Regions from separate parts of the Homo sapiens genome. Here region 1 is linked to region 2. A link is an interaction called in ENCODE POLR2A ChIA-PET data of the cell type or tissue named here. Cell type or tissue: OCI-LY7. All regions are shown on one strand.

Region 1 (4,000 bases), 120 kb before region 2:
AGATGATACAGCACATTTACATGTACAGAGCACAGTTCTGGCAGAAAGGAGGGACTCAATAAATGGCAGTCATTTTTATTATTTTTCCTAATTTCAGAAACTCCTGAATGGTGGTTGACCTTCAGAGAGAGTCATCCCTGCCATCCTCGTTGGTCACGGTAGCTCTCACTGTGAGGTGGCTCTCACTCTAACCTCTAAAGACCCTAGTCTTTTTGGTACTTTTTTGTATCGCCAACCCATACATACAGTCCAAAACATGCCTTAAACAGTTTTATCTTAACAACCGGCCTATCTTTGTATATGTCTAGGAGTTTTCATATATTTTGGTTGGTAAAATATATATAACATAAGATTTGCCACTCATCTATCTTGTCAAATGTAATTCAGTCAGCATTCACCTCACCAAGATAGTCGATGTTATCTAATGGCAGATAATATCAGGCTTCAAAGCCAGTGTGAACATTCCAACCATGATAATGAACTCAGAGCAATGGTTCGCTTTGCCTTTCTGGACTCATTTTAGGAATGTTCGTGAGTTAAGTGGGGATTGCTCTATGTAGCCAAAAGCTTAGACCAGTTATCCTCTTCAGCCTTTAACTGGAGATGGAGAAAAGTGACTCATCAATTTATGTTTAGTTTTTCATATGCCTTGAGAACCATGTTATGTCTTATCAGCCTTTTCTTTCTCAGGAAAGGCAATTTCCGCTTTACCCATAATCTGTAACCTTCAAATTGTCTTCTTGGTTATCTGGTAAACTCTCTCCCAGTCCTTTCCACAGCTTTCTTAGATGATCGAGCCTAGTACTAAACAGAAAACACTAGTAATGAATGGTGGATATTGAGTACTCTGGGGGGTGCTCTTAAAATTTTGAGCTATTCCTCAACATGGTGCTGTTAATTTGGCAGCCATATAATATTGCTGAAAAATGAGAAAACTTTAGAACATGAGCGAAAATGGATAGAAGTAGAATTCAAAGTGTGCATGTGACTGGTGGCTGGAATTGCAAGTGGGATCTTGGTCTAAAACCTGGGAGTTGAGAGAGAAGAAAGCAGGGCTAAAAGCAACGTTCTCAAGGTTATGCCCGTTGAGAGAGGGAACAAGAGCGTAGGTGGGAGAGGTATTTACTTCAGGGGCTGGTCAGAGTTTAGAGGAGGATTAGGAGCGTTGTTTACTGGAGACAAGGCCAGACAGGGTGTTGAGATGGGTGTAAATTGACAATTTAGAGTCTGGCATAGGAGAGATGAACTTGGTTAATACAAAACGGTTTCTTTCTTTATTTCCTTTTTTAAAAAATTATCAAAATGGAAATATCTCTCATTATAAAGTTATAATGTATATATTTTAAATATTGATAAAACTTGCCATCTGGAAATGTTGTACTCAATTTCTACCAATTGCATGTAAAAATGCCCCTTTCTGTGAACCTTCACCAATGCAGACACTGTCACCGTTTTGCCAATGTAATACATAATTTGTTTAAAACAAAAATCCTATTTTACTTTGAATTTCTTTATTGGTGAGTTAAAGTATCTTTTAATACTGGCCATTTGTTAATTTCTTATTTATGAAAAGCCTGTTTTTGTCTTCTGCATATTTTTCTTCTGAGATAGTTTTCTTTTTGTCTTGTGAGAACTTTGTATCAATACATATATATATATGACATTATCCTTTTGCCTGTCATATATGAAATTTGTTAACGCATTTTTAGTGTTTTATTGGTACTTTTTGCCATATAGAATTTTACTTTTTAAAAAATGTATTCAAATCTGTCAGTCTTTTAAATGATTTCTGGCTTGGTATTATGATTAGAAGATTATTCCTCACTCTAATATTAAAGTATGTTAAACTTTTATGTATATATATATATTTTTTCCACTACTTGTTTTTTTTTTTTAAGCCTTATATCTTAAGTATTTAATACAGTCAGGATATTTTGCATAGATCTTTTCAGGTAGGGATAGTCAGTTGATTAAAGTCATTTATTTGATAATCATTTCTTGCTATCCTAATGTGATCAGCCATATTTATGATGAGCTGGATTCTAGCATATACCCTACTCAGTTCCACTGATTTCTTTGATTCTTGCTGAAAGTATTTTAATTATTGTAGTTCACTTCCCTCCTTTTTCTTCTTTTCTTAGAATGAGAAATTGTGTGTGCCATATGTGTCATAGAAAAAAGAAAGGGTATCATAGAGCATCTGCTAGGCTGTCTTCTGGTTGTTGTAGTCACATTAGAGGCCGTAAGTGATGATAAACATCTCACTAGAATGGTTCTACTTTCACTTACAACAGGAAATTTAGGCATGCTTCACCAGCTAAGGAAATAGATTTTATGTATTCATTCGTCACTCACCCATTCAACAAATAAGCGCCTACTTTATGCTATTGTTGTACTTGATATTGAGGCCACAACACTGAAGAAGATTGCCAAGGTTTCTGTGCTTTTGGAATTTGGGAGAAACAGATTAAAACAAACAAATAATAAGCACATCACATAATTATAAGTGTTGCAAAGATGGTACTGTGATAGTAACAGAAGTCAGGGGAGAAGGATTATTTTAAATAGGATGGTTAGAAAAGGCCAGAGATGGGGGGTAGGTGTTTTAAGCTGAGATGAAGGGGGTGATATTTTCTGGTCATTGTTTTATTTGTTTTTGGTTTTGTGTGTGTGTGTGTGTGTGTGATTGTTTCTTTGTTTTTTAGATGGGCTTGCTCTGTCACCCAGGCTGGAGTGCAGTAGTGCAATCTTGGCTCACTGCAACCTCTGCCTGCTGGGCTCAAATGATTCTTCTACCTCACCCTCCTGAGTAGCTGGGACTACAGGCATGTGTCACCACACTCAGCTAGTTTTTTCTATTTTTAGTAGAGATGGGGCCTTGCCATGTTGCCCAGGCTGGTCTTCAACTCCTGGACTCAAGCGATCTGACTGCTTCAGCCTCACAAAGTGCTGGGATTACAGGTGTGAGACACCATGCCTGGCCCATTGTTTTAGATATTTACACAACATCTAAATATTTTCTTTGGTGTACATTGAATGTTATTTGGCAGTAGCTGGTCTACTGTGGGAGACCTCATTAGAGGAATACTCTAACTTTACTGTGTTTTGGTATATGGCATTTTAATCTCATTTATTGCTACTATACATTCTAGGCCCCCCTCATTCCTGGTGTCAATAGATACAGCATAATTTTTTTTCACCTATTCTCATTAGATTATAGTACTTACATAGTGCTATAGATCTACATAAAATAAATGAGAAAATAAGCATTGCTATTTATGGAAGCATTCTTTCCCTGCTATATTAACACTTGTATAACATATGTCTTCTTTCATTTCTCTTTTGTTCCCTACACCTCTGCCCATAACTGGGCATTGATGTATCTATTTACTTTTAAAGGTAGACACTCTTACATTATTCAGTGTTCACTAGATTGCTTTAGAATCCTAGCTAGAATAATACTGAGCCTTTACTTTCTTCTTATGACTGAAGAGCTTCACAATTCAAGAAATGCCTTATTCAGATGTAAAAGAAACAGGATTAGTTTCATTTTTTAAAAAGTTATCTTTTTAGTTCATACTTAGTTTGAGTTGTCCATCTACCTACAACCTTGATATTACAATTGAACTAGCAAGAGCAACCCTCATAGAGGAACATTTTCTTCTAAGAATGCAAAGCAAAGTGTAGCCACATGGTGTCACTAAATTATAACAATTTTACTCGAAGCTAAAGAGAATTTAAAAATTGCTTTTTTACACCATCATATTTAAATATAAATTGTTCTGAAAGTCTGTGATTTGTGAAATAACATGTGAAACTATTTGTACTATTTAAGTCTTTCTGCTGATGTGGAGCGTTAATTATGTCCAAAGTCCAGAGGTATATATTTTGGTGCTTGCTAGCTAGTTCTTGAGTTGTCATCTGCAAGGCATAGGAGAAATGTGGGCTTCTGTAGTCCAGCTATTCAGTTTCATGCAAATATATATATTTTTTAACCTTC
Region 2 (4,000 bases):
TTGTTATAAAAGGGTGGTCATAGCCAGGCACATGGCTCACGCCTGTAATCCCAGCACTTTGGGAGGCCGAGGCTGGGGATCACCTGAGGTCAGGAGTTCGAGACCAGCCTGGCCAACATGGTGAAACCGTGTCTCTACTAAAAATACAAAAATTAGCCAGGCGTGGTGGTGCGCACCTGTAATCCCAGCTACTTGAAAGGCTGCGGCAGGAGAATTGCTTGAACCCAGGAGGCAGAGGTTGCAGTGAGCCGAGATCACACCATTGCACTCCAGCCTGGGCAACAGAGTGAGACTCTGTCTCCAAAAAATAAAAATAAATAAAAAATAAAAGCATGGTCAGACTTTTATATAGCATGAATTACGCTTTGCCTGGCATCTTTGAAATAATACCTTTAATAGAACATTTGATGTCATATAATTAAAGTATTCAACTGGCAAAGATGCTCATAAAATGGCCTTTTTTTGTCATACTTAAATTTTTTGTGTATTCTCATTTGTTATAAGGAGGGGGGAAACAGAATCAATATATTCTTCAATTTACCATTATTCATATAAGTGGTACTTTGCCATTTGCCATTTTTCAAATAATCCAGATGACCTTGCTTCTGACCACAAAGTGAGATTTTGTGTGTGTTGTTTGTGTAGAAATATGTTGCTACAGTGAAAACTCACAGTATATTTTGAAAACTGCTAGAATGATGTCAGGTATCTTTGGTTAGTTCTTCCTGTTAGGGATCTGTCTATTCTAGTTTTTGCTGAGTTATGATGTTACATTTTTCCTTCCAATAAAGCTAGACTGTTGAGGAGGGGAATCTTATATCATGATAGGATTATCCTGAGCTTTTGTTTAGGCTATTTTCTAAGCCTTTTAGGGAAGGCTATTTCCTGAGTCTTTTGGGAGGACAAATCAAATGTGGAAGGAATGTAGGGCAGCAGTGCAGGGACTACTGGGTCCTTTTGCGTTTTTAGGAACATGAGGAGTTGTTCATACTCAGATTATCAAATAGAAAATATTCAGTCTCAATTTACCCTGGTTATCTGACATATTAGCTTGTAAACTCTAATGAAAGAACTCATTTTGCAGGTAGGAATTTAAAATTAGTAGAAAAGAGAACCCTCAGAATAATTCTAGGTGAAAAGTGATTTCTTTTACTTGCAAACAAATATTTTAATCTGTTTTGTTTTTTTCCAATCGTGTTATAGGAAACAATAATCTGCTGTTTTGAAGGGCTCCTTTTTGCTTGAGAGACTAGTTGCCCATCATGGATATGGCAAAATCTGGCGCGTAAAGCTTGCTCTCTGGGACTACAGTCTCCTTAGGGTTGTTTGTCTTCAGCAATCCTTATACGCCACATACATGATGATATCATCTTCCCTTACATATCATGCCTGTGTGAGTTCCGCAACACTTAGTAAGCACTTATTAAGTATCAGGCAATACGATTTGTTAATTACAGATATGAAAAAGACATGATCTGTGGATCCGAAGAACTAACAGACCAGTTGGGGGAGAGACATGTAAACTGATAATTTCAGTATGATGTTGGAGTGCTTAAGAGATTCATCCTGAACTCCCTATTTTCTCTACTTATACTCTCCTTTCTTATACATGTATATGCTCCTAGCTCTCAAATTTAATCTCTCTGGCCAGGCCTCTCTCCCTTGTGTTCTAGCCATTGTCTTAAAATCTCTATTGTACTATCTCTTAGGCATCTCAAGCTTCCCAAATGGAAGTCTTGATTTTTCACTCCTCCAATCAGTTATTCTCCATCCCACTAAATGTCACTATTATCCATCCTATTTTTTAGTCCCCAAGCTTAGGACTCATCCTTGATCCTGCCTTTAAAAAAAAAAAAATTAACTCTTCACATTTCAGTCCTTTGGAGAGTCATATTGGTTTTAACTCTAAAATATACCTTAAATCCATCTACTGCAATCTGCACTAACACCACTGTAGTTGACACCAACACCATTTCTTGCCCAGACTGTGGGAGCCTTCTAACTGGTCTTCTTGCTTGGTCTTCCAGTAAAGTATTTATGTGGCAGCCAGATAAATTTTCTTAAAGTTAAGCAGGGTCAAATTACTCTCTGCATAAAACTCTTCATTGGTGTCTCACCTCCAAATCCCTCCAAGGCCTATGTGACCTTAAATGGTTTGCTGTCTGCCTCTGCTTCTTTGTCCTCATCTCCTATCTCATTCTGCCCCCATGACTGAGCTCCAGCCAGGATGTTCTACCTTCTTGTCCTTGAATTTGCCAACATTTTTCCCACCCTAGCGCTTTTGCTTTGCTCTTCTCTCTCGCTGGATATTCTTCTGTCTGGCTTCTTATCATTTGGACCTTAGTTTAAATATCACCTCAGAGACTCTTTCCTGATAACTCTATCTTTATCATGTCACTGTATTTATTTCCTTCAAAGTGCTTTTTATAATGCTAGGCCAGATAATTTAGTGAAAGGGTATGGCAAATTGTTTGAGCAGGGGAATGATATATTTCTTTAACTAGCTGATATTTGAGAAGATAAGTAAAAAAGACTAGTTTGGGGGGGAAGTATTTGCAAACCAGATATTTGACGCAGGGTTTATACCCAAAATATATAAAGAACTCTCAAAACTTAAAAGTAACTAAACAGACAACCCAACTTTTTTTAAGAAAAGAGGGCAAATATTTGAACAGGCACAAAGATATCCAGATGGCAACCAAACACATGAAAAGATGCCCATTATCATTAGTCATTAGGGTGATGCAGATTAAAACCACACTGAGATAACAAAAACCATAATAAGATAACTATTACCCAGCTAATAGAATGACTTTATTAACAAAACAACTGATAATACCAAGTCCTGTCAGGATGGGGATCATCTGGAATCTGCTGGTAAGAATGCAATATGGTATAACCAATTTGGAAAAATAGTTGTTCTTACAAAGTTAAACATAAACCTCCATATGATACCACCATTTCACTCCTTAGACAAGTGAAATCGTACGTTCACACAAAAACCTGAATAAGAATGTTTACAACAACATTATTAATAGTTTACAAAAACAAGTCGGGCACAGTGGCTCAGTCATGTAATCCCAGTACTTAGGAAGGCTGAGGCAGGTGGATCACTTGAGGTCAGGAGTTTGAGACCAGCCTGGCCAACATGGTGAAACCTCCTGTCTACTAAAGATACAAAAATTAGCAGGGCGTGGTGGCACATGCCAGTAATCCCAGCTACTCAGGAGGCTGACGCAGAAGAATGACTTGATTGATCCCCGGAGGCAGAGGCTGCAGTGAGTCAAGATGGCGCCACTGCACTCTAGCCTGGGCTACAGAGCAAGACTCTGTCTCAAAAGAAAAAAAAGAAAAAAAAAAGGGCTAGGTGCAGTGGCTCATGCCTGTAATCCCAGCACTTTGGGAGGCTGAAGCAGGTGGATCACCTGAGGTCAGGAGTTAGAGACCAGCCTGACCAACATGAAGAAACCCCATCTCTACTAAAAATACAAAATTAGCCGGGTGTTGTGGCGCATGCCTGTAATCCCCGCTACTCCAGGAGGTGGAGGTTGCGGTGAGCCGAGATCGCGCCATTGCACTCCAGCCTGGGAAACAAGAGTAAAACTCCTTCTCAGAAACAAAAAAACAAACAAAAAAGTTGACAAAAACTGGATGTAACTGAAATACCCCTTCAATCCATAAATGGGTGAAAAATCTGTGGTATATCCATATTATGGAGTACTACTCACAATAAAAAGGAATTTGCAGCTTACACACACAACAGCATGTATGTATCTCAGATGTTTTATGCTAAGTGAAAAAAGCAAGATTCAAAAGGCTACATACTGTATGATTCCATTTATATATCATTCTATAAAAGGCAAAATGAGGCTGGGCACGGTGGCTTACGCCTGTAATCCCAAGACTTCCGGAAGCTGAGTTAGGAAGATCACCTGAGCACAGGAGTTCAAGACCAGCTTGGGCAACAAAGCAAGACCCCATCTCAAAAGAAAAAAATGAG

The links. ChIA-PET counts read pairs that join two places held together with the same protein. Peaks named below come from ENCODE experiments on the same cell type or tissue, not always from the same donor. Only the 100,000 strongest peaks of a DNase experiment are listed, where the experiment ranks them.
Region 1: POLR2A ChIA-PET joins it to region 2 with 6 read pairs; 2 of 35 experiments call an interaction of 5 or more read pairs at or near these places.

Annotation. Positions count from the first base shown.
Region 1 is chr6:38,570,660-38,574,659 of GRCh38, reverse strand. The region is part of intron 6 of BTBD9 (BTB domain containing 9); the gene reads left to right. Among named protein-coding and RNA genes, the nearest start is that of BTBD9, 67 kb to the left of the region's middle. In OCI-LY7, CTCF peaks have their summits at 3,487 and 3,694 (motif pointing right); a DNase peak (open chromatin) is centred at 2,309; H3K4me3 peaks cover 278 bases.
Region 2 is chr6:38,455,338-38,459,337 of GRCh38, reverse strand. All of the region lies in intron 6 of BTBD9 (BTB domain containing 9), which reads left to right. Among named protein-coding and RNA genes, the nearest start is that of BTBD9-AS1, 24 kb to the left of the region's middle. In OCI-LY7, no CTCF peak of the experiment used is centred here; no DNase peak of the experiment used is centred here.